3 separate regions of the Mus musculus genome follow, and all the other regions are linked to region 2. A link is a loop called in an ENCODE intact Hi-C map of the cell type or tissue named here. Cell type or tissue: left cerebral cortex. All regions are shown on one strand. Links, peaks and the distances in the headings refer to the core of each region. The heading gives the core; the rest is flanking DNA.

The links. Peaks named below come from ENCODE experiments on the same cell type or tissue, not always from the same donor. Only the 100,000 strongest peaks of a DNase experiment are listed, where the experiment ranks them.
Region 1: it touches region 2 in a loop (2.8-fold over the local background); 2 of 42 quality-filtered maps call a loop at or near these places.
Region 3: a loop joins it to region 2, with 4 times the contacts of the local background. A loop is called at or near these places in 2 of 42 quality-filtered maps.

What each region holds. Positions count from the first base shown.
Region 1 is chr3:8,060,689-8,071,114 of GRCm38, reverse strand. No RefSeq gene overlaps it. Among named protein-coding and RNA genes, the nearest start is that of 1700010I02Rik, 110 kb to the right of the region's middle. In left cerebral cortex, for the core only: no CTCF peak of the experiment used is centred there; a DNase peak (open chromatin) is centred at 5,796.
Region 2 is chr3:8,491,977-8,502,402 of GRCm38, reverse strand. It overlaps Gm41993 (a long non-coding RNA gene), which reads left to right and starts at 2,501. Exons shown (of 4, transcript XR_878669.1): 1 at 2,501-2,573; 2 at 3,484-3,825; 3 at 6,239-6,432; 4 at 7,553-8,034. In left cerebral cortex, for the core only: a CTCF peak has its summit at 4,247; a DNase peak (open chromatin) is centred at 4,219.
Region 3 is chr3:8,045,667-8,056,092 of GRCm38, reverse strand. No RefSeq gene overlaps it. Among named protein-coding and RNA genes, the nearest start is that of 1700010I02Rik, 96 kb to the right of the region's middle. In left cerebral cortex, for the core only: no CTCF peak of the experiment used is centred there; a DNase peak (open chromatin) is centred at 4,728; H3K27ac peaks cover 255 bases.

The DNA of each region.
Region 1 (10,426 bases), core at 1,194-9,193, 430 kb after region 2:
TTAAACATAAATTACAGGATAGTCATCCCACAATCCACATACCCAAAGAAACTAAGTAATTAGGGGATCCCAAGTGAGGAGGTATGAATCTCACCCAGAAGGAGAAATAAAGTAGATATAGGAGGTAGATGGAGGAAGGGAACTGGGTCGAGAGGGTGTGAGAAGGGGAATGGGGATGGGGATTAGAAAAGAGGAAGTACCCACCTTGACACATCAAATACCAGCAGGACTAAGTGCATCTTCTCCCACTTAGGCCCTACCAGGCAGTCCACCTAGAAATGGGCATCCAAGGCAAGTGTTAAGGGACAGACCACACTCCAACTGTTAGTGGACTCATATGAAGACCAAGCTGCACATCTGCAACAGCATTGGGACAGGACCTGATTGTACCACTCCTTGACACAAACCCACATATATGCCTTATCTGGCCTCAGTGGGAGAGGATGTACCTAATCCTGTAGAAACTTGATGCCTCCTGGTGGAAGTCTCTTAGGTCAGATTCAGTGTGGATCCTCTGAGTCATGTGTTTGAAGTACGCTGTGTCTATGAAGTTCTTGGTAAAACACACACACACACACACACACACACACACACACACACACACACAGAGAGAGAGAGAGAGAGAGACAGAGAGACAGAGAGACAGAGAGACAGAGAGACAGAGACAGAGACAGAGAGACAGAGAGAGACAGAGAGAGACAGAGAGACAGGGAGACAGAGAGACAGAGAGAGAGACAGAGAGACAGACAAATACACACACAGAGGAGGAGAGAGAGAGACAGAGAGAGACAGAGTGACAGAGACAAACACACACACAGAGGGGAGAGAGAGAGAGAGAGAGAACATCACTGCTCCTAGGAGAAAGTTTATTATAACTATGTAGGAGAGCATAGCCAGAGACAGATCTGACAAAATCCAGAGTGGTTATGACCCTGGATCATATATGAGAAGGGGAGGTGAAAGAAGACTGGAGAAAGGGGAACCAGCTGCTGCAAAGGTTAAAAAAGGTGTGGGAAACCAAAATTCCTGGATTATATATGGAAGAACCTCTCAGGGAAGGGCTACCTAGCCCCTGGGACTGGAGACTTCAGAGTAGGGGGTGGGTTTGCCAGTCATTTACTGTAACAGAAGAGGACTGAGGAATGCTGAGAGAACTTGGAGGACACGTCTGCTTTGATATATTAAATAGGTACCTCAGCTGCTTCTCCCAGGTTTCAAACTTAACATATGGGACTTGCCTTCAACCTTCAAAGTCAACCAAGGGAAATGCCAACAGGGTATATATTTTTTAGAAGTCTCTGATTTCTGATCAACACCCCAAAAAGAGGTTTCACAAAAGAAATTGGATTTCTGCCACATAGTCTCTGGCTCCTGAGTGGAGCATTGTCAAGTCAAGTAGTATTTTATATAAAACCAACTGATCAACCCTAAACACATACAAACAATTAACTGCAAATGGACTAAGCAAGTTTTATATATTTATTCACTTATTATTTATGCATATATGTCAAAATAATAATTCAAGAAAAAGAGGGCATGAATTTGAGATGGAGCAAGTGTGAGTGGAGGACATGAAAAGTATTGAAGTGGAAAAACAACAAAGATGATATTATTATACTTTAGTTTAAAAATTAAAATAATTTGAAAAATGTATAGAAAATGAATGCATGTTTATATATATTTGTCTTGTTTACCCAAAAAACAAAACAGAGCATAAGCAAACCTTTGTTCCATTATTCCACAATGTCATAATTGAATAAATAATTGGTACGTGTACAAAGCCCATGGGGAAGTAGGCTTCATATCACACAGCAGGTTGCTTCTATACCTTGTGTGATGACAGTTTCTAGGTTTCTCTGAGACACTGGGTGTCTGTATAAAGTCATGGCAATGTTAAAGTGTATATTAGATGATGTAACAAATGAGGCAATTAATTTGGATTTGTTTGCACAGAGTTAGTCATTTGATATCTGTGTTCTCTTTATGGCAGATTAGTTTTGATCATAGTAGATCATTACATTCTTTCTGAGTCATTAAGAGCTGTTACTGACATGCACCAAACTGTATTCATAAGCACTGCCATTATGTCTAAAGCATATAATTTGTGGGAAAAGTAAAAGCATGAAGCTTGTCAAATATCTTTCTTAACCTCATATTAAAAAGAGGAAGCAAATGCTTCAATGCTGAATTATTATGATAGAGAATTCAGTGTGAAAACTGATATTTGAGAAAGGAAATGTTATTTCAATATTGAAAAGAGAACTGTGGTAAAGTTTCCCAAGGATTTTCAGGCATTCTTTCCTGTCTGAGAATATAGAATATTCTCCCTCCCAGCACCCTTTGCTTTATTCACTGCCATGGGACTAGCTCTAGCCAGTGATTGCAAAGGAACGTGATCCATATCCTTTCTGTCTCAGGCCTCTTGAGAACAACTCTGCCTGCTACCTTAGGAACAGAGCTTCTTTTTTTCAGTGACCTTGAAGGGCATTTGTTGAAAAGGTGATACTTAGAAAGAAAGGGCATGCTGTTGGGAGAAAGACTGCTCCAGAAAGACCAGCACCAGCCTGTGTGCATAAGAATGATCTGCCTTTGCAGATATATTTGCTTTAGGTAGATTCTACTTAACCAAGCTAAAGTAGGGTGTGTCATAAAACAGCTAGTATCCTCTCTATATAAGTATAGTCTCTTTATAATATATAACAATATATTATGTATAATTATATAACAATATATATATTTGTTAGTCAGAACTATACTTTAGTATAACAGAAATGGTATTTAAAATAACCCAAATGTAGGTTTAATGGAAAAATAATTAATAGAAATAAGTACCACATTAATGATACAATCTACAAATGATAAAGTTGACCACGGAATTTTACTATTAAGAATAAGTAGGTGCTGAGTATGAAAGCCAGCTTGGAGAGCTTGCCTGATCTGACCAGAGTGTTTGATCCCTAGCACCACATAATCAGATGTGGTGATATATATCTTTAATTTCAGCATTTGGGATGTAAATGAAGAAGGAATAGAAGTTCAAAGGCATTTGCAGCTGAGAATGAGTTCAAGGCCAGCCTTGGCTACATGAGAGCGTGTCTGCAAAATCTGAAACAATAACTAATAATTAGAAAGTTATCAGATAGAATTTACTCTTAAAAATTCAAAAACAAAATTCTATGTACATGTTAATGTAAATATATGTATTTACATATACATAAATGCATATTTCTGTAAATATGGATATGCATGTAAGGAAAACACTTATATGTAGTTAGGTGCTTTGAGCAATTAAACTAATCCTAAATTTGATTATAGTAATTTATAAGATGAAGACACAAATATAAACTAACAAATGGGATGATCATCTTCATTATCATCATCACAACCACCACCATCTTTTTCTTCATCATCATCATCATCACCGTTGTCATCATCATTATGATCACTGTTATCATAGTCATCAAAATTTGGGGGTGGCAGGAATGAAACCCTGTATATGTTAGCATGTGGAGGCCCTACATTCAATCTCTATCACCTAAATTAAACAAAGAGACAAACAAGTCAACCCCTTGTTGTATTTGGTTTCACAGATGGTCATTCATCTGTGTGAGATCACAGTATATTCTACCACTGGATCATATAAAATAATAGTGATTCCCTTAATAAGCTAAAGTTGTGAAGGCTGATGATGAGATACTTAGTTACTTGTTTGGTAGCTTAGTTACTTGTGGTGACTGGCACAGCAAGTTGTTTGTAGCTTATAACATAAACATTATCTTGGACATTTGTAAGTTATTATTCAAGAAGCTAAGCAGAATGCAGAATGGTGTCCTATCAGAGAGATAACCAAATGTATCCATGGATAGCATTGATTCTCTTCAGAGGCTATTTTTATGTAGGGTGTGTGTGTTTGTGTTATAAAATTTTCTTCTATGGCACTTAAAAGTAATGCAATGCTATCAAGTCCATCTGTAGGGTTATCTTTGCATGGGTATGTGACAGAAAAATGTTTGGAACTAGTTTGGTGTTCTTGTGGTTAGATAATGTTTGGTCCACAAATCCCCACTTTTCTTCATGAGATTTGCTTCTTTCCATCAACGACTATTTTTTGAGTTTCCCAAAGTCCTCGGGTCCCTATATACCTTCCACCCCAAGCTCCCTCTGCTCCACAAGAAACTGCTTGTGCTTTGCCACTGTCCTCCTGTTCAGATGGGAAGGACACAGCTTCATAAAACAAACTGGGGAGCTTTCCACTGCCTCTGCTCTCTTCAACAACTTATATAAGTGTCCCAATTACCTGCTTTCTAAATGAGTAAAATACTTGTGTTTACAAACCCGGGCTTAGGATCTGTCTGTGTAGGAAAAGGGGGCTGGCGACTAATAACTTTTTTACTGGTTGCTGCTGTATTAGTACTTCCTACTTTTTAAGTAAAATATATTATTTCTGAACATTAACTATTACATCTAGCTTTCAAGATTATTTGGATCATATATACTTTCAGTTTTATAATATTTGCATCTGTAAATATCTAATTTTTTCTATCTATTCTTACTTAGACTTCTGATATTTTTAGAAATAAACCTTTTCAGATTTTTCAGGTTATTAGTTTTTTCCTTTTAAAAATATTTGGAACTTTTGGTTGTCTCTGTCTCTTGATTGCATCAATACATCGTCTGCTTTTGATTATCTTGTTCTGCCCTAGGTTGAGGGAATAAAGTTGGTGTCTGAAGCCACCTTTGGATTGTTGCATTTTTCTCTTTAGCTTATTTGGAATTACTATGCATAATGCAAACTAAGTAAGTAAATCTGATTTCATATTCTTTGTATGAAAATCCAGCTGTCTTAGTCATGTTTTTATAAGAAATATCCTTTTATCTTCCCTATCATTAGATATTTAACCATATTCCCAAGCTAATTTGGTGGGAAAATCAGTTTCATATTCCCTAGCAAATGTTGCCTAATGGTATTTTAAGAAGGTTCTTCATATTTCTTTGCTGTCAACTCATACCCTAATCCATCTTTTCGTAGGTCTTTGTTGCTGAAGGAGTAAAAAAAAAATGAATTTGCAATATGTTCTTAAATTCTACATAAGCAACTCAGGACCGTGGATTATATAATATATAATATTACACATGCAATCACATATTATTATATAATTACATATTAATTATATAATATATAATGAATACATTATACATTAATATATAATAATTATTATTATTTTATCCTTATATAAGGGCTCAGGGAATAGGAAAACTATCTGAATGGGGACTTTGGGTATAAAGACACAGAAAACAGAGACAGAGAACCTGAGGCACACAACCCCAGGACCACAGGTCAGGGAAGTGCTTTGTTCAGTCTGCTTAGTGTCATTCGTCCATTATGTATCTGATAAACATCTTCCAGGCATCCAATGTACATTAAGAAACTAAATACAAAATATTCCCATGTAGAAATTACATAAATCACAGTATCAGAGGACACACAATGATACAAAATATGTTTCAAAATCAAAGTTGATATCACTTGTATAAACATATTTAGGAGAGAGGATTTGTAAGGAATCAAATATTGGCATCTTGGCAAAGACAAAAAACAAAAGCAAAAAGCAAGCATGTCTGTTTTTACTTATTCTTATAATAAATTATCTCTCCCACTTTGAGCTGTTTCTCATTGACATTAACAGATGGCTATGGATGTTGGTCCAGAGCCTCAGCATTGCCAGAAGCAGGGACAAGTGATCCATCTTGATTTGTAAGAGAGCTGAGAATTTGCACTTCCCATAAAATCTGTATCTAAAATAGAAGTGTGGTACAATGGAAAGACATGATTATGTTCTCTGTTTCAAAGCAAGTTTCTAGCTTTCGTGCCCAGACTCTCTGCCCACACCTACAGATCCCTTGTATCAGCCATTCACAAGGTTTATGCTTGATCTTCATCTCTTGGGTTTTTACAGAGATCCATTTTCATTCTAAATTTAAAGACCAGATTGTAATCGTAGTTAACATAACACCCATTTCTTAATAAATCAGATACATATGAGTAAGTTATCTTAGCTTTTCCAGGATACTATAACAATTCCGTAAATAAAGGGTATTGGAAATGACAGAAACTCATTTCTCAATGTTCTGAGATCTGTTATATTCAAGAAAAAGGTGCCAGCAGATTTACTGAGTGATACGGACTTATTTTTGCACCATAGATGATATGTTCTCACTTTGATCAAAGACATGATAGAAAGTATGATACAAACCATGACTTAAAAGATAGGGAGATTTCTGGGATTGTTTTTATAGAGTCAGCAATGCTAGTTAAGAGGGATGCACACTCATGAACCAAAGGCCTGATACCATATCTTTTTTTTTAATTAGGTATTTTCCTCGTTTACATTTTCAATGCTATCCCAAAGGTTCCCCATACCCACCCCCCCAATCCCCTACCCACCCACTGCCCCTTTTTGGCCCTGGTGTTCCCCTGTACTGGGGCATATAAAGTTTGCAAGTCCAATGGGCCTCTCTTTGCAGTGATGACTGACTAGGCCATCTTTTGATACATATGCAGCTAAAGACAAGAGCTCCCGGGTACTGGTTAGTTCATATTGTTGTTCCACCTATAGGGTTGCAGTTCCCTTTAGCTCCTTGGGTAATTTCTCTAGCTCCTCCATAAGGGGCCATGTGACCCATCCAATAGCTGACTGTGATCATCCACGTCTGTGTTTGCTAGGCCCCGGCATAGTCTCACAAGAGACAGCTATATCTGGGTCCTTTCAGCAAAATCTTGCTAGTGTATGCAATGGTGTCAGCATTTGGAAGCTGATTATGGGATGGATCCCTGCATATGGCAATCACTAGATGGTCCATCCTTTCGTCACAGCTCCAAATTTTGTCTCTGTAACTCCTTCTATGGGTGTTTTGTTCCCATTTCTAAGAAAGGGTAGAGTGTCCACACTTTGGTCTTCGTTCTTCTTGAATTTCATGTGTTTGGCAAGTTGTATCTTATATCTTGGGTATCCTAAGTTTCTGGGCTAATATCCACTTATCAGTGAGTACATATTGTGCGAGTTCCTTTGTGATTGGGTTACTTCACTCAGGATGATACCCTCCAGGTCCATCCATTTGCCTAGGAATTTCATAAATTCATTTTTTAATAGCTGAGTAGTATTCCATTGTGTAAATGTACCACATTTTCTGTATCCCTTCCTCTGTTGAGGGGCATCTGGGTTCTTTCCAGCTTCTGGCTATTATAAATAAGGCTGCTATGAACATAGTGGAGCATGTGTTCTTCTTACCGGTTGGGACATCTTCTGGATATATGCCCAGGAGAGGTATTGCGGGATCCTCCGGTAGTACTATGTCCAATTTTCTGAGGAACCACCAGACTGATTTCCAGAGTGGTTGTACAAGCTTGCAATCCCACCAACAATGGAGGAGTGTTCCCCTTTCTCCACATCCTCGCCAGCATCTGCTGTCACCTGAGTTTTTGATCTTAGCCATTCTGACTGGAGTGAAGTGGAATCTCAGTGTTGTTTTGATTTGCATTTCCCTGATGATTAAGGATGTTGAACATTTTTTCAGGTGATTCACTGCCATTCGGTATTCCTCAGGTGAGAATTCTTTGTTCAGCTCTGAGCCCCATTTTTTAATGGGGTTGTTTGATTTTCTGGAGTCCACCTTCTTGAGTTCTTTATATATATTGGATATTAGTCCCCTGTCCAATTTGGGATAGGTAAAGATCCTTTCCCAATCTGTTGGTGGCCTTTTTGTCTTATTGACGGTGTCTTTTGCTTTGCAGAAGCTTTGCAATTTTATGAGGTCCCATTTATCGATACCATATCTTAATACCATCTCTTTGGTGAAGTATCAATACATAAATTCTCAGGGTATGTGAACTTTAAGGCCATCACCTAAATATGTACATAGTCATAATGTTTGATCTTTAAAATAATCTAAGCAAGTAAATGGAATCACATGCTATTAGTCCTGACTGTAGTAGACATAGCAAGCAAGGAGTGTCTGGTGAATATCTAAAGTCTCATCATGAACTAAGTGGATGATAAGTGGATGATAACCTTAGAACTGAATGCAGATCTAATTACCACATACTTTTCACTGAATCTTAATAAAACAATGCATCAAAATGATAGAATGAGGAAGCAAATCTCACAAAGCTGCTATGTTCTCTTCTTTTATTGTGACATCCACATACACTGGATGTGAAGTTCTTGTCTTGATTCATCATAGGGCCAGCCAAAATGACTTGAAAGTTACTCATACTCTGAGTATGAAGTATGGACTCTAGGTAGCAGCCATCAAGGATATGGGACAGGTTATGTGGGCACTGGTGCAAATGATAGCAGGTGGGCACTGGCAAGGCAGCACAGCCTCCACCTGCCAGGTCAAGCAAACAGTGCATACTCTCTTATTATCTTCTATCTTATTATCTTCTGGATCCTAGTTTAAAGTTATCACTCGCCACCATTCTAAGGAAAGTTCAGCATGTTTTTTATTGTCTAAGCTCCATATAAAACATGGACAGCATCCTTAAATTTACAAATGTGACCAAGACATGTGCTATTTTCAACTCATCGATCCTTAGTCATACCTAATGTTTAAGTGTCAAGTTAATAAGGAGTCTCTTATACTGTGATGACAAAGGACATTTAAGAATTCCAGCTTTTTGAAATGATTGACAACATTTTATATATCTAAGGAATATAACATTGTTTTGATACACATATAAATTGTGAAATGATTATCACCATAAGGTATTAAGTACTTCTGTTGACAGATGAAGTGATAAATAAAATATACTATGCTATAAGAGACTGCATTCAGATTTAAGAAGAAGGAAGTATATCATATGGACTTTTAAATTTATAGAACATACATGCCATACATACCTCCATTCGTTCCCCTTAGTCTCTAGTTCCTCAGATCTGGAGTTCATTTGTAAACTCCATTCTTCTCCTATTACATTTATGGCAGATACTGTACAAGTGATCAGAATGAAGTCATGTCAACCTGGTCCACATTCCAAAATCTTTTTGTTATAAAAAATATGGGAACTATAAGAACAATTACCAACTTCAGTGCTACTCCTAGACTTCCTTTCCTGTTATCAGTTAGCTTTCACTATAGAGTGAATGATTCTTGGAGTGAGTATTACTGAAAGCCAATGGTTGGGCTTGGTTCATCTGACTGGCAATCTCTTGGTATCCTCTGGGTTTACTCACATGGCATCTGTTGATCTCATCCACATGCCTGTTAGTTCAGAGCCTCATGGTTGGGTATGGCTTAACAGGAAATGGATGCTTTAGTTCTGTCCCACATATTTCTTGGCCTTCTGGTGATTTACTCATGCATAACACTCTGCATGTTACTTAGATATGTAAGTGTAACAAAGAAGTGTGTTCCACTGCATTTATCAAAGCTCATGAATCCTGTTTGCTAAGGTCCCAATGATAAAGAAAGTCACCTGACCAGTTCAGGTTCAAGGTATAAGTACACAGATTCTTCTAATGGTATACTTTTTTAAAAGGGTAAACACAGGAAGATATATGGCTCTTTCCATATTCTTTTCCAGCCAGTTGTCTAACTGCAGTAGTCATAAATATTTAAATTACTCCCATATGAGATGAACTCATTTCCAGCCAAGAAACTTAAAAGACTCACTCACTTATGTTATTAAGCTTGGAAATCTATAATATTGATTTTGGAATTTCTAACATACCTGTGATTGCTCCCGATTCAATGTTTTCTTTTATAAGAGTTGACTTTTTATGGTATCTCTTCACAGTAATAGAACAGTGACTGAGGCAATGCCCAAATATACTGTCTGCTGATCAAGAGACCCACTGGTCTAAAAACATTACTTATTTCTGTCTTCTTCCACCTACAAATAACAATTCAGGGACAGTACGACTGAAATAAACACTTTCATTCAGAAACAGGAGGCATACATACTCTTGGATCCCTAGCATATTTGGGGATGCTGGTGAGAAAAGCTTTATTTCCAATTCGGAAAGTCTCAACTATTTCATATTCCTTGTCATACATATCTGCTCACAGACCAAACAGTTTGACTCTCCATTCATTCATGCAAATGGCAACAGCTTTTTAGAGACTCTTGTGCCATCCTTTCAGAGACCTCCTAGCCATGCCCCACATTTCACTAAGTATTATTTCTATTTTTTTAGTTACCAGACACAGTTGGATTTTTTTCCAATACCTTTAGGACTGTAGCATGAGTCTTCAATTTCACAATGTGCTATCAGCTAGTCCCATACCAGTTTTGTAGTTACCACAGTCGTCTCCAGTAGCAGTGTTGTCCAGCCTAGGGTCAGAAACAATGGCATTTGTAGTAATATAAAGTATTTGCTTATCAATGGTCCTGTTTCTTATAAACAAGTTATATACCAATTACCTT
Region 2 (10,426 bases), core at 1,062-9,061:
GGGTTGGAGTTTTCCTTCTGGTATTTTCTGTAGGGCTGGATTTTTGAATAGATAGTGTTTACATTTGAATTTGTCTTGAAATATCTTATTTTCTCTATCTATGGTGATTGAGATATAGTATATATATATCATATATATATATATATAATAGTTGTTGGGTATAGTAGTCTAGATTGGCAGCAATGTTTTTTTGTTTTTTGTTTTTTTGTTTTTTGGTTTTTTTTTTTTGGAGGTTGAAGATATCTGTCCAGGCCCTTCTAGGTTTTAATCTCTGTTGAGAAGTCAGATGTGATTTTTGATAGGTCTACCTTTGTATGTTATCTGGCCTTTTTCCCTTGCCAGTTTTAATATTTGTTCTGTAGATTTTGTGCTTTCATTATTATGTGGCAGGAGGATTTTTCTTTTCTGGTCCAGTGTAATTGGTGTTCTATAAGCTTCTTGCATGTTTATAGGCCCCCAACCCCCTCTTAAGTTGGGGAAGATTTCATCTGATTTTGTTAAAAATATTTTCTGGTCCTTGGGGCTGAAACTCTTTTCCTTCTTCTATTCCTATTATTCTTAGGTTAGGTCTTTTCATGGTATCCCAGATTTCCTGGATGTATTGTGTCAGGAATTTTTTAGATTTAACATTTTGACTGATGTATCAGTTTCTTCTATTGTATCTTCTATGCCCGAGATTTTCTCTTCCATCTCCTGTATTCTGTTGGTGATGCTTGCATCTGCTGTTCTCTTCCTAGGTGTTCCACCTCCAGGATTCCTTTGCTTTATGTTTTCTTTATGGCTTCTATTTCTACTTTCAGGTCTTGGATTGTTTTATTCATATCCTTCACCTGTCTAATTGTATTTTCCTATATTTCTTTGTTTCTTCTTTAAAAGCCTCTACCTGTTTAATTGTAGTTTCTGTATTTCTTTAAGGAATTCATCCATTTTTTTCTTTAAAACCATCTATCATTTTATAAGTTTGGCTTTACATCTTCTTCAGAATTTATTAAAGAGTTTTATAATTTTAGACAACCTTTTTGCTTGTATGTCTTGCCTGTAAAACTGTATGTGGATGTTGAATTTCCCTTCTGAATAGAAGATAGTATCTGTACTTCTAAAAATCATCTCCAGTTGTTTTGTCCAAAATATGACCTCCTCTGCACCCACACATGAGAATCCTGCACCTGAAGCCTGACTGGATCCCAGTTTTCAAAGGCCAGTGCAGCTCCAGAGGTCCTCATGGCATAGTTTGAGGCTCTGTTTGATGATGTGTTACAGTTCGGTATCATGCTCTGTCAATTTTTTTTTTTTTGCTTAATTCTTCTCCTTTTAGGGATATTGTACTCCATTGCACACCTCAACAAATATCCTTTAAAGTACTCTATCTTAGGCACTGCCTCATGGTAACCCAGCAACAAAGCTGTTGTGATAAATCCTCAAGTCATGCAAACTTGACTTTTTTGTAAGATAACTTACAGAAAATAGGGATAATGATACAACAATTATGTGGCTTAAAGACATGAATTATTAACCAGTGATACACTGAGGGTTCTAGGAAAATATTAGGATAAGTCAACTATTAAATTGTCACAGACTTCAGGAGGAACAAAAAGGAAACCAAGTGAGCTACATTAAAGTTGGAAAGTTGTTGACTATTGGCAACAGGAAAGGTTAGAAGAAGGGATAAGGTTGTTCCAGCAGTGAAGGGTGTTGTTTAGGAGTTGTGAGGTTTCTTCTAGATTAAGGAGTCAAGTGTACCCAGTGAGGCTGGGACACTGTGGAGGTTCCATCTAGCCCAGTCAGTGTCAATAGCACCTGTAAGCACAGTGGATAGCTGAATGACGAAGAGATATGCCAAGGAGAATAGACTTGAGGACGAGAACCCTGCAAAGTAGCCTTCACTGTGACCTGTAATGAGGAAAAATTGTTTTTTTCAGAGCTAGGCAAGCGCTCCACCACTTAACTAAATCCCCAAGCCCAATAAGGAAGTTTTTATGTAGTTGGAGATTTCATTAGTCCTTGTATAAGGAAAGAGAGTCTCTGATACTAGAGAGTTACTAAGTTTCTTTGTTTTGGGAGCCAGTGAATAAAATGAACATATGAAGACTTACCAGGTTTTAATTATATCCAGCAACCACCCGTTATAAGATTGAGGAGTAAATTGAGTGCTCCATTTAAGAGGCACCAAGAATTGTGGGAACAAGAAAGTGAAATCTGAAGTGAAGTAATCCAGGCATAGAAAGAAGATTGCTAATTCTTACTCATGTGTGTAATCAAGAGAGAGAGAGAGAGAGAGAGAGAGAGAGGAGAGGGAGAGAGGAGAGAGAGAGAGAGAGAGAGAGAGAGAGAGAGAGAGAGAGGAGAGGGAGAGAGGAGAGAGAGAGAGAGAGAGAGAGAGAGAGAGGAGAGGGAGAGAGGAGAGAGAGAGAGAGAGGAGAAGTCAAATATATCAAATATCTAGATATAAAGATGAAAATAAAAATTAGCTAATTTTTTATTATTAAAATGTCAACAGAGACTGGGGAGATTTAAACTAAGATTCTAAAATACCAAATAGGTGTGATGAAGACACCTAGAAAGACCTCAGTAAGGTAAGGACCATCATTAATGATTGTGGATTTAGGATTTCATTTGCGTTTTGAGACAAGGTCATGCTGTGTAGCCCAGTCTGAACTCTCTATGTAGCCTAGGCAGACCCCAATTCTCAGTCCTACCACCTCAGCCTCCCACATGTGGGCATTCAATTTTTGTGCCACCGTGCCTGGTTTATTTTTAGAATTTGTACTATATGTGTAGTTTCAGTTGCTTTTTTTTTTCTTACCACAAATGGGAAAAATTCATAGCTGTATGAAATGATGGATATGTTAATTTGTTTTACCTTATTAAAAATATATCTTATAACATCATGTCATATATCTTAATTTATTATAAAAGAATTTTATTCTTATTTTATGGCCAATTCTGAAGTCCAGAAAGCCATTGTTAAAAGGATTTTATGGGAAATTGGTCATCATTTTAGCATAGAGTATACACTTTGGTACTTAAATTTAAGATTTTTTATTGCTTTCAAATAGACGATATATTTAAAATGAATATAATAGGAAGTACATTTCAGATTATTAGCAACCATGACCTTTTCAGAAGCAAAGGGTTTTCAGTAGGAATGATATGTTCTGTATACTTTTGCTGATGAGTACTTGGGTTTTTTCCATCCCTGGGCTAAGCAGATCTCTTTGACATACTGGCTCCATTGCCAACATCCAAGTTCAGAAGGTGGCTGTGCTACAAGACCATTCTACACTTGAGGCAATCACTGTGTCCCATAATGGCTGCACCATCAATATCACACATAGATGCTCTTCTCCACATTCTTGCTAACATGCAGTCCCATTGTCTTTCAGAAATAGCTCTAGGAGTAAGTTTGCCACAATACCTCTTGTGTCTTTATTTGGATTTTCCTGATGACTAATGCTGATCTCCAACTCTCCCTGTACTTTTCAGACAGTCCTACTTTCCTTTCATGAACTCGCGTGTGCTACCATTTGAATATGAAATGTCTTACACAGGCTGGTGTGCTTAAACACTTGGTCTCTGGCTGGTGACACTGTTTTGGAAGGTTGTGCCACCTTTATGCACCATGGCCTGACTAGCAGAGATGGTGGACTGTGAAACTCTTGACTTAGTTCTCTGTGCTTCATGTCATCCACGATAGTGGGGTCAGATGCTCATTCTACAATAAGCGGAGGACAACAGCTACCGAGCTTCTTGCCCTGAAACTGTGAGCACTGATAAACCATCTTTCCCTAAATAGAAGGACATCCCACCCTGAGACTGTGAGCTGAAGTGAGTACTTCTCCTAAGCTGCTTCTTCTGTTATAATGGTGGAAAAAGCTGGCAAATGCTGAGAGCAGCAGATGATGGAGGCTAGCTTGTGACATTTTAGATGGACGTAAAGACTCTAATAGGGCCATGTGAAAGGTATTTTAAACTAAGAATCTGTGGTTCTGGTCACCTGAGCTTGAAGCACTGTTTGATTAACAAGAGACTAGAGCCACTAAAGTGAAATTTTTGCTTTGCTAGGACAATTGGCACTGGCCATCTGGGGCTGAATACTTAGCTGTGATTAGGAAGAGACCAGCATCGCAAAGGCAGAACCTCCTGTGAAATGTTTCCTTGGCATTGGCACCTGGGAAGCTGCATTTTTGGTAGCATTTCTGGGAATGCTCACCCGTGACTCACTTCATAGCTCTGCAGCTCCGATTCTGAATACAGAGCGCTGCACTGTGGGTGTTGTGAAGTTAGGATACACCAGTGGGTATGCTCAGATGTTTCAGCTCAGACTCCACTGTTGTATATTGTGAACTGCTCTCATAGAAACATAACAGTTTAATTATAGAAAACATTAGTATTTCCCCTCTTGTTATTTTTCAGCATGTATTACCAAATTGATAAATCTTTGGACTGTGTTAAAATGTTAGATTTAAAAAAATGCTGTTTGAATTACTTATCTGGGTTTCATTAAAATGTGTTAAATGATTTTTGTCTTGTGTTAGGACAAAATTTCATTAGTTTTTGAAATGCCTGAAACAAACTTCTGCCATTTTGTATTTATATAAAATTAACATTGATGAATAAAAAAAGCAAAATATTGCTCAGCTCCAAAAATATTGAAGGTGTTTTGTGTTTTATAGTATCAGATATTTAGGCAGATATTTAAGCATCCTTAAGTAAAAAGAAGCACACACACATACACACACACACACATCTATCTCATCACTATATAAATTTGCTTTAGTCTTTAATAAATGGTAAAATTATATAGACAATAATTGTTTAAAAATTCCTTATGATTTATAATCAGTAAATATCTAATTTATATACCATGTTGAAAACATGAGTTTATACACATGTAACACACACACACACACACACACACACACACACACACACATATGTATACACATATATACACACACACAAACTAGGATTGTATGAAACTTTCTTGGGCAACAATGCTAAAAGTAGGCGTGGTAGTTTGAATAGGTTTGGCCCCATAGAGTCATGTGTTTCAATGCTTGGCCCACAGGGAGTGACATTATTAGGAGGTGTGGCCTTGTTGGAATAGGTGTGATCTTGTTTGAGGAAATGTATCACTGTCAGGGTGGGCTTTGAGGTCCTATGCTCAAGCTCCACCCAGTGTGGAAGAGATAGTAGGTTATGTGTTTTGAAGTTGTTGGCCCAAACACCTCCTATACATAATATCCAGTTGCTGTCACCTTTGTTCACTCTACTAATCACTTTTTGTAGCTGTGATAAACACCATGACTAAGGTAATATGTAAAGTTTACCTTGGCTTATGGTTCTACAGGGACAAGAATCCATCTTGGCAGGGACACTTGGCAATATTCCAACTTGGCAGGGACTTCAGCAATAGTGACAGGCATGATGGCAGGTACAGAAATCTAGGAGCTCACATCTTTAAATCACAAGCATGACATGAAGTCAACTGCAAATAGCACCAGGCTTTTAGTGTCGAAGTCCTCCCCAACTGGCTTATTTTCTCCAGCAAGGCTGCACTACTAAATTCTTGCCAAATAGTGTCACCTATTAAAGACCATTCAAATCCCTGAACCTATGGGGGGCATTTGTTATTCAAACCACCAGAGTTACTCTCCAGAACTTGATAGTAAGATCTTATTTCAGAAGACACTACATCCTTGGGTTGTAGAACATGGAGAAACCACACTGGTACTTATTTGAAGCAAGATTCGTTTTCTGGTTAGCTTTCATAGCTCTGGAGAGTGTGATGCATGTTACAAGAAGAGAAAAGTAATTATTAGGCTTAACAACCTGTGAACCCAGTGTGTTCCAATAACTACTGACCCAGTAAGATAAACCCATTGGTACAATAATAACAGCAATGTTATAGAGTAACCAATCACTTTCTGAATGGTTTTAAGATCCACTCCAGAAGATAAAGCCCATACCTGGCACCATTATTGGGACTAAGAGTGTGTGGCTAAATCAGTCATAGTCCAGAGGGGAAAAACTATAACTATTATTCTTCTAAGTGGACATTGTATTATACTGATTCCTAATGACTTATCAATATATACATAGACTAGTATATCTCTTGATCCTTACTGGGGAAAATTCTTGCAGTAGATAGTGATTAACACAGACCCACAACTGGTCAAGTTGCAGAGACTAAGAGACTGCAGAATGACAATCTCTTACGAGGACATTTCTATTACAGATCTTCTTTCCATGGTTCAGAGATCATCGCAGAAGAGGGCATGGGAATGTCAAGACCAGAGGTGGTGGATGACTACAAGGAAACCATTTTACAGAAATATCATGGCACCTGCACATAGGAAACCATAGGTCGTGACAGCACGCACAAAACCTGTGCAAGCTCAAGCAAGAGACTCTGCAGTATGAAGGAAGGAGGTAGGCACAATGGTTCCCCAGTTGAGAAGCTGATGGTAATTGATGGCTGCTAGGAGAGGAATACCCAGTGTCCTGTGAAGGTGTGGCTCTGGTATATATACTACAATCCAGTGGTGGCTAAACACCAGGCATGTATGGGAAGCATAAATTTGACTTAATTGTTTAAAAATGAGAACACAAAGAGGGTTGGTTAGAGAAGTGGGTCTGAAACTGAGAGGATTAGGAGGAGAGAAAGTGAAAATGTTCAAAACACAAAGAGATAATAAAATACAAGGAGAAAAAATTCTGCCATAAAGGAGTCACTAGTGAAAGGGCTTAAGAAGCTCTACTTTGAATTATTTCTAGACTATTAATAGTACCTAATACAATATGATGTACTAGTAGTTTTTATACTTTGCTGTTCAATACAGTATAGAATTTCATCTATATTCTTCAATACAGCTGAAAATTTCACCCAGTGTTGAATCTGCTTGTAAAGTACATGGATGCAGGGACCCAGCTGTAATGTTAAGTTGTTTTTTGTTTTTTTTTTTAAATAAGGTTGCTGCAGCTGTTCAGAATCTCTTCTAGTCACAGAAACATTTTGGAGTTCTATTTTTGTAAAAAAATGATTGCATGGGATCTGTAGGAGTGTTTGGGTAATATGGACATTTTAAACATCTTAAGACAATCAGTAAACATGGGATTTCTTTCGTGTCTCGGTGTTCTGCACTAATGTGGTTTAGTGTTCAGTAAATAGATCTTTCATCTCATTGGTCAAGATTATTCCTAAATGTTATTTTATTTTTAGTGCCATTATAAATGGAACTTTTTCTTAGGGGATAGTTTTTTGATGGTATAGAATGTTACTTATTTGCATGACTTATCTTATGTGTGAAATATGTATTTAAGTGTCTATATGTATTTAATTAATAAATAATTAATAATATACATGCTCTTAGTTATTTTTCTATTACTGTGAAGAAACACCATGACTTACAAAACCTACAAAAGAACGAATTTAATTGACTTGATTACAGTTTCAGAGGATTAGTCCATGATCATCATAGGAGGGAATATGATAACAGGTAAGCAGGCGTGGTACTGAACAGTAACTGAGAGCTTTACTTCTAACCTATAGGCATTTGACAAAGACCTAGCTGGAATGACATGGCCCCTTGAAGCCTCCAAGCTCACCCCTGATGACACTCCTCCAACAAGGCCATATCTCCTAATCCTTAACAGTCCACTAACTGCAGAACAAACATTCAAATATATGAGCCTACGGTGGACAACCTCATTCAAGTCCCCTTCCCCTACTCACCTTGATTGGATATAAAATCAACTAAGAGACATGGTGGATCTGTGAGAGCATCTGTAATGATTAACTGCAGGGTGGTGTGGCGTGGCCAACACCATGAGAGGACCACCAAGGACAGCAGCTGTGAAGTGGAGCTAACACGAACCTAGAAGACAAGCTGTATATGCTTTGGATGGCAGATGTATATATGTGTGTGTGTGTGTGTGTGTGTGTGTGTGTGTGTAAAATTCTTCCCAGACCTTTTGGAGTCCAGAGGAACATAAATTCTTAATACTTTTGAATTTTGGTTTTGCTTTTATTTGATTTGACTTAACCACAGTTTTTCAACTTTGGAGATATTAAATAATTAAATTATTTAATTTAATTAAATAAATTAAGATTATTTGATTTGTTTTTTATTTTATAGGGGCCCATAATTATGAGATCTTGGATATTTTAGGGACACTTTAAAATTTTAGAGAGACTTTAAATGTTTTAAAGAGACAGAATTTTCAAAGTATTTACATTCTTAAGGGCTGTGGGACTTTAAAAAGTTGGAATGTTTATATTATGATATTAATATTATTAATGTTAATATATTATCATGAGGATAAGTGTGAAGAAAGGTTGTTGTAAAATAGTAATGTGTTTGTATGTGAAGTTGACAAGGGGTAAGTTGTGCTGGGTAGTTTTATGCTGACTTGACACAATTAGAGTCATTTGGCAGAGGGAACCTCAATTGAGAATATATCCCCATCAGATCAGTCTGTGGGGAATTTTCTAGATTAATAATTGATGTGGATAGGCCCAGATCACCCAGCAGTGAAACCTCTGGCACTTAGTCTTGAGTGGCAATAGAAAACAATCTTACTAAGCCATGAGGAGCAAGCCAGTAAGCAGCATTCTTCCATCAGTTCCTGACTCTAAAATTCTACCCTCCCTCCCCTTCCCTCCTTCTTTTTCCTTTCTCCCTTTCTTTCACAGCTTCTTCCCTTCCTTTCTTTTAATTCATTTTTGTTATTTAAGATAGGGTCATTCTACATAGGCCCGGGTAGCCTTGGATGCTTGATCCTCCATACGAGGGAAGAAGCACTACCTTGAAGACATGATATGAGCTGTGCATGGTCATGCACACCTGTTATCTTAGTCAGCGTTTCTATTCCTGCACAAACATCATGACCAAGAAGCAGTTGGGGAGGAAAGGGTTTATTCAGCTTACACTTCCATACTGCTGTTCATCACCAAGGAAGTCAGAACTGGAACTCAAACAGGTCAGGAAGCAGGAGCTGATGCAGAGGCCATGGAGGGATGCTCTTTACTGGCTTGCTTCCTTCCCCTGGCTTGCTCAGCCTGCTCTCTTACAGAACCAAGACTACCAGCCCAGGGATGGTCCCACCCACAAGGGGCCTTTCCCCCTTGATCACTAATTGAGAAAATGCCTTACAGCTGGATCTCATGGAGGCATTTCCTCAACTGAAGCTCCCTTTCTCTGTGGTAACTCCAGCTGTGGCAAGTTGACAGAAAACTAGCCAGTACACCTGTTATTCCAGCACTGAAAGTAAGAGGTTCAGTAAGTCCAAAACTGACCTGGGATACCTAGTGAATGTGAGGCTAGCCTAGCTGTATTGCAAAATCTTGTCTTAAATCAAAACAAAAAAGACAATATCTAAATGTGCTTTGACAATGCTATAGATCTGATAGCATCATGAAAATTTTAGAGAAAAACAATTCATTTCAAGTTGTGCAAAAAATACATATTGATAGCTTGTTAAATTGCATGAGTATCACAGGGCATGTTTTTATTGAGCATTTATATTATATTCACTTTTTTCATGGCCTCTTTTCTTTAAATGTTGCTGCATTTCTTCCTAATATATATATACAACATGTTCAGTTTGTATAATGTTACTTGTGTGTTTATGTTCTCAGGGCTGATGATGGGTGCTGGATAACCAATTAGTGTGCTTTTCCCGGTGGAGGGCTATTTTCCTGCTCTCAGCACTCCCCAGTTGCTTGCTCTTGAGTAGGGATGAGGCCTTGTAGGTTTTCTCCCTTAGTTCATCTATTGATGCCATCATTGTTCAGGTCAAGGTTAGGCAGCTAAGTTGGTGAGACTTCATGGTGTACTTTCTCTGACATTTCTAGGAGACATGATCTCACAGTAAATTTCCTGTTCCTTTATCTCTAAGATCTTTGACTTGTTAGTGTGAAAAACCTAATGTTTTCTTTTTATGTTTTCTTGCACTGTTTGACAACATCCATGTTTTTCACACTGATTTACAATGCAACCTTTATCATGAGAGATGACTTTGAAGGTTCTGGTATGAGAAGTAGATGGCACTTTAATATTTGACAGAAACAAAGTGCCCTCATTTTTAAATAACACCAATTCAAACTCATGCTCAAATTTAGCTACAGTCGTTTCATGCTGGGTCTTATTGAAATGCAAACATAGGAGATTAAAAACAGAAGTACAATTTCCAAGGCAATGTCATGCATAATACTTCCAAGATGTTTTTGGCACAGACACTACTTAGGAACTATAGTTAAAAGAAAGAGATTTACAAAGAGTAGTGCATTCCCATATAGTTTTCAACATAAAGGCTGTCATTAATCTATACCCAGGATCTGGGAAGATATAGTTGTGGGTATACATTCCTTAAAATAAAGAGTAAAGAAACCAAGAATATAAAGGAGGATAATTTTGTTTATTAT
Region 3 (10,426 bases), core at 1,269-9,268, 450 kb after region 2:
TTTCACAAAGATAAAGATTTCAAAAGCTTTTCCTTGTCATCTCTGTTTCCCTTTGTATCCATGACTCATTTCTAGCAAGAGAGGTGGCCTTCAGGGAGACCAATAATCTGAATGCATTGTCAGAGCATGATACAATCTTCTATGTTTAGACAGTCACAGAGTTATGATGAGGATTTTACAATGTTATGGTGGTACAAAATGTATTCAGCAAAATTATCTTGAGTTTAGAATTTTCATTATTTCTTTTAAGCTAGACCTAATCCGCTCCTCTGTCACAGCGCTGCTTGTCTCAGTGATGCTTGGCTTCCAGGAAGCCAGTCAGTCAGAAAAGCATTGTCCATACCCTGTGCAATGTTATAGTACTTAAGGTAGGATATTTGGTGCCATATGTGTATTAAATGAATTGTTGACTTAGACTATTTTGAATTGGCGAAAAGCTTATCAGGACACAACTCCATCAGAAATGAATGAGCATGTGTGTTCATCATAGGATTCAGAGGTGGGTCCTCAGCATTTTTGCATTCTGTTGCTTTAAAAGCTATGGTATGCTTCTGGACATGTCAGCTTATAATAACCCACAAACACATGAGCAATAATAATGTAGGCATCCTTGTGGGGCTATTAATTACAGTTGTAATTAATCTAACTGGATGGAGAGTAACATGCCATAGGAAGTGCTCACTGAATCGACATGATTTCCTCTTGGAGAACTGGGCTTGAAAGCTGAACCAGATGATGGGGACGACTGCCTATTTTTGCACTTACTAAATCTGACACACGGAGGTCAAGGAAGGTGTGTATGTTTGGCTTATACTTGTCACAGCCCTGGATGTCACCCTGTTGCCAGCTTTGTCATGGCAATGCAACAGCTTTTCCAGATCTACATAAAGATAGGACATGTTTCCTCTTGAGATAACTTCCTTGTACTAACAAGAAGTGTATTTTCAAAAAGTTATGAAGGTTTCTAGAAGCAGGAAGTCCTCATGGGATAAACATTTTGAGAACACAGCCCTCTTGCTCAGTAGTCATCATCTCTCTTAGGGAGATGCTTTGAAAGAAACCCAGGGTTCATTTAAGCTCCAAGAACCCCACTGAATAATCTGCAGAGCTTTGTCAGCATTGATCAGATCAGTGAGGTGTCTCCTCACTGGTCTTTATAAGTCCTTTGTTCTACAAGTAGGTCTTCCTGGGATTGGTTGCCTGGAAGTTACTGGTTCTAAGTTATCTTGGCTTTCCATGCCTCCTGCATTATCATAAATTATAACCACTAATTTTATTGGTATAGATGAAAAACATCAGGATACAAGGACAAATTCTTAAGTCTAAATTAAATAAACAAAAAATGATAACTCACATATTATTGTTTAAGAAAAGATGAATCCTTTGCCCTGACTTTCAGATATATGTTTAATTTACTCTAGAGTTTTTGTTTTTTTTATCACGTCTTAACTGCATAATAGGTATATTTATAAAATTCCCACTTTTATTGTTAATAAATGCTTTTAATTATTCTTTCATATAATACATCTCGACCACAGCCTTCCCTTCCTCACTCTTTCAAATACCATACTCCATCTCCATTCACTGCATCTTGGTTTTCATTCAGAAAAATAATAAGACTCCCAGTGATACCAACTGAGTATGTAATAACAAGATGCAACAAAAGAAGCCACAAATCCTTAAATCCAGCATGTTCAAGGTAACCCAGGAAGAGAAAAAGTATATGAAGAAGAGGCAAAATAGTCAGAGACATCACAACTTCCAGTGTTAGAGTTTCCACTAAAACCCCAAGCTAAACAACCGCAGCATGTATGTGGAGGACTTATCACAGATCAATGAAGGCTCTATAATTGTTACTTCAGTCTCTGTGAGCCCTTATGGGTCTTGCTTGGCTGATTCTAAAAGCCATGTTTTCCTGCTGTCTTCTACCCCTCTGGATCCTATAATCCTTCCCCAGGTTCCACATAATGTTTGGTTGTGGATCTTTTCTGCATCTGCTTCCATCATCTGCAAGAGGAATTCTCTCTGTGGCCAGGCACCAGCCTGTGAAATAGAACAATGTATTAAGGAATCTTTTCACTGACTTAAAAAAAAAATGTCAGCTGTGTTTGGTTTTACACCAGGTCTCTGAGCTATCCAGCTTTTGGCTTCTGGCCATTCAGGCAATGTTGGGCACAGACTTCCTGTCTTAGCTTAGTTCTGAAGTTAGACAAGTCATTGGTTGGCCACTCCCAAAGGCTCTGAGCCAACATTGCTCTAGCTCATCTTGTAGGCAGGACAGGACAAGTATGGGTGGAAGGAATTTTGGCTGCATTGGTGTCCTAGTCCCACCAGTTACAGAAAATGGTTAATTTAAACACTGTCATTAAAAAAGGAAAAACAAAAACAAACAAACAAACAAACAAAAAGTAGGCATCCTGGCTAAGATAAACCCCATAGGCTCCAGGAAGTTTACACTGCAGTAAGTTTCCAGTTATCTCAATCTGCACTCTCTGCCTCTGTCCCTGCCTCACCTACCTGATTCTCCTCTTCCCATGCCAACTGGCACCTAGTCTAACCACAAAATATCTTATTTTCACTTCCCAGGGAGATTCATGTGTCCCATCTAGAGCCCTCTTTGTTATTTAGCCTCTTTAGGTCTATGGTTTATAGCATCATTACCCTTTACTTACCAGCTAATATCCCCTTTAAGTAAATACGTATCATGTTTGTCTACCTGGGACTGGGTCTCCTGGCTCAGGATGATTTTTTTTCTCTATTTCCATCCATTTGCCTGAAAATTTCACAATGTCATTTTTTTTCTAAGAGTCAATTGATACTTCATTGTGCAAATGAGAATATACCACGTTTTCTTTGTCCATTCTTTTTTTAAAAATATATCCTCGCATAGAATTTTTCAGATTAAACCCCTCAAGTCTATCAGAAAGTAATGACTTACTTTTTATTTGTATTTCATTTTTATTAGATATTTTCTTTATTTACATTTCAAATGTTATCCCCTGTTCTGGTTCCTCCCCCCCTCCAAAAAAAAAAAAACCAAACCTATCCCATCCACTCTCCCCCTGCTCACCAACCCACCCACTCCCACTTCCTGGTCCTGGCATTCCCCTACACTGGGGCATCGAGCATTCTCAGGACCAAAGGCCTCTCCTCCCATCGATGTCCAACAAGGCCATTCTCTGCTACATATGCAGCTGGAGCCATGGGTCCCTCCAAGTGTACTCATTGGTTGGTGGTTTAGTTCCTGGAGCTCTGGGGGTACTGGTTGGTTTATATTGTTGTTCCTCCTATGGGTTTGTACTCATTGACCAAAATAACCTTATATTCCCCCCTTATCATACCATAATTCTTTTCATATTTCAATATAAGTGAGATCATGCAATATTCTTTATGTTTGGCTCTTATAATTTAGATAATCTAGATTTCTATACATCTTATCTTGAATGTTTTTATTTCTTGCTTTGGGAACAGTTACAATCTAACTTACCTATTTAAAAAACCCCACGCACATTTCTTAACTAGAACCACCATATTTGAATAATGTATTTTGACTTGCTTTTCCTAATGAAACACAGTGTCCTTTGACAGTTTTAATACATGTATCTCATTTGCTTTGCTTGTATCTGGATATTATCCTAGGTGCTCAAAAACTTGATCGTAATTTTTTTTTCTCTAGAGGAACTCTACAAGAAAGGATGAGTCTTACATTCAAAAACATATGATCTTCCCTCAAATACTACCTGCCTTAAAGGACTTCGAGCATCTTGAACATTGAATCTGTTCTTTTATTCACCTTGCACTTTAGCTGTTAGTTCTAAGGATTGTCAGGATAGTCTGAACGCTGTACATTTTCATAGAGGGAAAATATAAAGATATGGAAAGAGAGCAAAAGGCCATAGACAAGCACTAAATAACTGAAGGTGTATCAAGATCACAAAAGAGCTCTGGACTCTGGTTCCTTCAATAGCTCTCCTGGCCACAGTTGTGCATGCCTGCAATCTTGTCATGTGAGAAACAGAAGCATAAGTATCAAGAGTTAAAGGCTATCGTTGTCTATATAGTAAGTTAGAGTCCAGGCTGGATTACATGTCATGTGACTTTATCTCTGAACACACACACACACACACACACACACACACACACACCACACACACACACGAAGAGAGAAGGAGCAAAGTCCCTGAGAAATATCAGAAATTGAGAGTCCTATTCCTATTAGCAAATCTGTAAAGCCATCACACAGCAAGTGAGCCCAAGAGTTGTCTCCCTGATCCACCAATGTATTACATATCTGGCATAAATAGGACCAAGAAAGACATGAACACTTGGTGGGGATTGGGAATAAAAGCTGAAGGTGACTGCTGTCAAGAATGGGTGTAGAGTGAACCTCCTAAGCCAACCATGTAGAAGACATCATTACAGAAGCATGAATCTAAGTCTTAAATCTCTAGTCTGTGTTCCTGCATCCAGCCTAGTAATATTTCCCACTGTGTAGTATACTGTCAGCAACAAAGGAAAGGGTCCTGGACTTACTTTCTTGTTTTTATGTCTGGTACCGTTTTTCTTAACACAGGTTCATTGTAGCATTTCTTCGTTTTCATATAACTTCAAAATGTGTTAGAACCACTTCATAGATTTCCCACTGACTATATTTAAGCTGTGCTGCTCCCGATAGCATGCTGGAAGACAACTCTTTTCCCATCTGTAAAATGATTCAGAATCACGCAGTGAAATGAGTAACTTCTGGGCAGGCATCCATGCTCAGTAAAATATTCTAGTCTCATTTACTGCATGAAATTTTTGTTGACTACAATCCCAGGGGTTGGGTAGCCCTTAGCAGTTTTGTTAAACTAGTTTGCTTTCTGTTTTTGTTTTGTCAATCTCATTGTTGTTTTCTGCTTTTTAGTGTAGTAACAAAGTACCTGAGCACAAGAGAAGAAAACATTTTTTTCCGGTCTCTCATTGTCAGAGGCTTCATTCAGTCAGGGCAAAGAGGACCTAGCTGAGCACAGCAGCTGACATAAAGATGACCAGGTTTGCAGCCCCATAGGAGGAACAATATGAACTAACCAGTAACCTAAAGTTCCCTGGGACTAAACTACCAATCAAAGAAGCAAAACAACAACAACAAAACACAAGGAGGGACTCATGGCTCTAGCTGCATATGTAGCAGAGAATGGCCTAGTCTGTAATCAATGGGAGGAGAGGCCCTTGATCCTGTGAAGGTTCTATGCCCCAGTATAGGGGAATGCCTGGGCTAGGAAGCAGGAGTGGGTTGGGGAGCAGTGGGAGCGGGGAGAGAATAGGGGATTTTTGGAGGGGAAACTAGAAAGGGAATAACATTTTAAATGTAAATAGAGAAAATATCAAGAAGAAGAAGAAGGGGAGGAGGAGGAGAAAGAAGAAGAAAGAAGGAGAAAGAAGGAGAAAGAAGGAGAAGAAGGAGAAGAAGGAGAAGAAGGAGAAGGAGGAGGAGAAGGAGAAGGAGGAGGAGAAGAAGGAGAAGAAGGAGGAAGGAGAAAGATTACCAGAAGCAAAGACAATGGGGATGATGTTAACTCTCCTTATGTTCTAAGATGTCAATAACCTCCTTATGAGCATCTGGCTGTGGTCCCACCAATATTTAGATAGATCTTCTTTCTGAATTGTTCCTGATACTATTTCCAGAGACAAACCAGAGATGTGATCTACTAAGCTAGGTAGGCAGTATTTCAATCAAGTTGACAATAAAGATTACCCACTACACACACATAATGCCTAATATTTTAAAATGGCTTCATGCTTTCTTAAAAGTCTGAAACTGTGTGCACTCTGATTTTAAGTATGATGAAGCACTTACGTTATTTTGAAAACTCCTTTTTAATCACTTTTACTATTTCTCCAGTAGGTCATATTGAGGAAGTAAATTGGACTTTTTATTATGAAGAGTGGAATCTGGAGGTTAAATGACCCTGCTCAGGAAAGCAGAAGGCACAGAGAGGCAGCAATGCCCAAGGCTTTTAAAGCCATCTATCTGCCTCACTTGACAGTGCCCTTAAATTTTTATCACTTGAACCTTGATAAATAAAACATGAGGCTTGAATTTAAGCCATCTACATGCAGTCACCCAGGTTTGCCTTTTCTTGTGTCAGTGTCTTTCAGGTCCTTGTTGATGAGACTGGGCTGATAAGTGAGAAGCCTGGCTGATGAGGATAAAGTAGTAGCCAGCTTACCCAGTGCACTTTTGAAATGAACTTATCCATGCCCTAGGCTAATTGTTCCATTATTCATTATCTGTCCAGTGAAGCAGGAAACCTTTGGATGTGTAGACTTCACTTAATTTGAATGTGGTCTTTGCTCTATGCTATGACACATTTTGCTTTCTGAATTTGCACGTTTATTTTTAATTTCAGGTTCACTTTATGAACCTCTTTCTAACAGGTTATGATTCTTCTAGCAAATGCTAGCAAACCAGTTTTTGATACTCTCCATTCAACTTTATATCTCTTTCTTGGGCCACTTTCCTTCTTTCTTTTCCTCCATCTCTCCCTCTTTTTCTCCCTCTCTTAATCCTTCCATTCCTCCCTTCCTCCTTTTTTCCTTTTTTCTTTCCCCTAAATTATTTATCCTTGATGTTTACATAAAATGTAAATATCAGATTTTACACAGATATTTAAACAAGAAGTATGTTTAGTATTCTTTTTATTTTATTCCCTATGATTTCTTAAACTTAATTGTTTATTTATTTATTTTACAAACAAGAGATTTCTTAAAAAACTTGAGTCAATCACTGGGAATTAAAATGAAACCAGCCTGTTAGGAGACCACAAATTTTCATCTTATATAGGTTGTTCATTTCAGTAATTCTCCTCATAAACAGGACATTAATAGGGACATCAGTCAAGTGGCTATTGTAGAAAGACCAGTATGACTCAGTGAGGAAGTACACATCACAGTTCCTCATGGTACCCATGTTCCATGTAAACATATCATTTGTTTTTGATGGCATTATGTTAACAAATAGATTCATTCTATTAGTCCACTAGATTACAGACACATTTGACACAGTTGCAGACTGAATGTGTCACTTTAATTATCTTGATTTGGATCCAGTGAAGACATAGTACATTAAAACCAGGATAGAGTGCAGGTAAAGTAAGCTCCTGTGTAGGCTGTAGCATTACTTGCATGCTAGGAACCCAGCCACTGGGTGTGTGGCTATGATTATTAAGCAGGAGCCTTTGCAGGAACAGTTTTGGAAAAAGAAAATACTAAGAGCAAAAATAAAATTCCAACAAATAATCCCTAATAATTGTATCAGACATGAAAAAGATTTCCTTATTAGCTGTTGATGGGGATTGCATTTATGTAAAAGTTGATGAGTCACATAACCATTAACTATCTGCCGTGGTATAATTCCATAGCTAAGATTTCCCCTATTCTCATTTTATGTGAAATGATGTTTAGATTAAATATTTTATACTTTAAATAAAATTGAAATTTTTAGATATTACATGTTTTTATGATAGTGGGTAGGATCTAAACCTCATGCCTCAGGACAAGTGAACATTGAAGATGTATTTATACATGTTTATTCTTGCCTGCTATACTTTGCCAAAGAGGTATAAATGTCTCTGCTATGAACGAGGCATTTCTTCTAGGGAAGATCCAGGCCTAGTTAATAGATTTTCATTCAGATTGCATTCTCCACTTGTGACTTACAGTAACAACAGTAATAAGATTTGTGTATTAATCTCTCTCCTCTGAATACTGGTTTTACTTATCTTTAAGATACACAGGGAGAATCTTATTAGTTGTGAGTTTATCATCAGACTAAATCAGTAGTCCTCCACCTGACCTATGGATCCACGTCAGGCCCTTATGCATGCAAGCCAAACACTCGTGGCAGCTTTCTCCCAGTCTGAAGAAACCGTGATTAAAACTATCGTCATTGAAAACATATTCACTGGTAAAGTAACTGATGGGAAATTATAGTTTATTGTTAATAAGATACATAAACTGGATGTTATTCAACAATTTTAATAGGTTTTAAAAATTTTTTACAGTTAAACTGTTTAATAATGTACTATGGGAAGAGTGACATTTCTCTGCCTTCCCAGAAGACATGCGTTAAAGAGCCAACTTTGTCCTAGATATGAAATACAATTTGCTGTGTATTGAAATTCTTAAATTTTTATGGCTTTAGATGAGTCAAACCTCTCTCTCTCTCTCTCTCTCTCTCTCTCTCTCTCTCTCTCTCTCTCTCTCATTTCTCTCTAATTAGCAAAGGATTATTTCTAGTACAGTATACTCTGATTACAATTTCCTCTTCACCAACTCTTATATGATCCTCCCTACATTCCAACCCATCCAAATATACATTTTTTTTCTGTAGAAGATAGGTCCCAGTTCTTCCTCCCAGCACCATGCTCCCAGAAATAAGACTCAGATTTAAAACATATTTAAAATACCTTGGCCATTCACTAGGCCCTTCTTTTACTAGATGATGAATAAAGATAGCACACTGATTTTAACCTACATTCCCGCACATAGCTGGTTGCCTCTGCTCAGGTACCTTGTGTCCATTTCTTTACATTTTCCCAGAACAATCTGCCACCTGATTCTATCTCAGAATTCTTTTTTCTTCTGTATTTCTCACCTCTATTTCCTGTTTAAACCATAGGTTTAGGATTTGTAGTTGACAGGTGATGCATCCATACAATACACAAGATATTCTCTCTGCACTTTCAACATATCTGAAATATAAGATATTCTAAAATTATTTGGATATCTATTATATGTACCTAAAATTAATACCTTATAAAGCACATTATAACATACATTTATTACTTCTGAATGGTTGTACACACATAATATTATTTACCTACCATTGGCAAAGATAGATGTATGTATTGATACCATAAATACTTTAGTAATACCTTAACCAATAATTTACTTTGCACATGTAATAGATATTTCCACATTTGAATTCAGATTCCCTTTGGTGGTCATTGAATGCTTATTAGAATTATCTCAAGATCCTTGGAAAATACCCATTAGTGGAGTTTTTCCTCCAGAGATTCTAAGTTAATTATTCCAAAGAAAATCTGGATTTAATAGTTTAAAAGCTCTCCATATATTTCATATGTTCCAGTTTTGAAAGCACCACAGTGGATGATGGTCACGGAGGCTGTTTGATAGCTTTCATACTTATTCCATGGTTTTCCACCAAATTATAAAAGTATACTGACGGCTTATTTCAAAAGGGCTTTTATTTATATTTATGTGTATGTGTGAGTGCCTATGGAAGCTAGGCAACTGGGTCTGATCCCCTGAGCTGAGACTATATGCAGCTGCAAGTTGCCTGGTGTGCATCCTGTAATTGAACTACAATCTCCTTAGCTCCCTTGAAAGGCCTTAAGAGATAGATACATATAATGTACTGTACCTTGGTTTTGTGTGTGTGTGTGTGTGTGTGTGTTTGTGTGTACATGCACGAGCATGCATGTGTGTGCTCCCAGATCTTGTTCAGGCATATTGGATGGCCTCGTTGTTTTCAGCTTTGTAGCAGTACCACGGACAGCACCTTCAGGGTGAGACCTAAACCTCTATATTATTTGAGTACCAGGGAGCCTGTAATCACTAAATAAGAAGAGTGAAAAGATTGCTGGCAATCCTGTCTTTCATTATTTTCAGCTTTCTATCCATGCAGCTTAGGTTTTTTCATCATTTTGTAGCAATCAGAGTGTCAAGCCCCCCAGCTCCCAGCTCCCAGCCCCAACCAAGCCATAGCCCCAGCCCACAGCCCTCAGCCCCAGCCATCATGCCCCAGTTGCCTTGTAAACATCTACAGATTCAAGTGTGAGTTCCCAAGAAAGTCATGCCAGACTCCACAAGTTACCCAGTTACTTAGTTTTATCAATGAAATCTTGTATCTCAATATCTAATTATAGACTATACAATGCAATTACTGAAGATCTTTCTTACATTATGAAATACTGAATCTCTGATTTTTTTCTTTGCATTTATTTTCATTTCATTGTCTCTAGAACAGTCACATCACATGCTAAACATCCAGTGAATATTTATTGAATTGAATTGAATTGAACTTATTAGTAAGCATACTGTGATGGATCTTTGTCTTAATTTAAAATGTAGTGACATTTCTTATCTATGTTATTTACTTTAGACACCAATGTGATGTTTATAACCAACACTAACATGTGCATGAGGTTCTTTTCCTAGCAAATAAAATGTGCTTTATGACAATAAGCTCTTTATTGCTTTCAATTATGTATAAGTTATAAGAAACACTGGTTTTCAGAAAGCAGGGGTGTTTTAGTGTGTCTACTCAAGAAACAGAAGGCAGGTTCTTATATTTTTTTTCTTCAGTTACATGTGGAATTTGGTGCATAGAGATAGAGCTAGAAAGATTCATATTGATGTG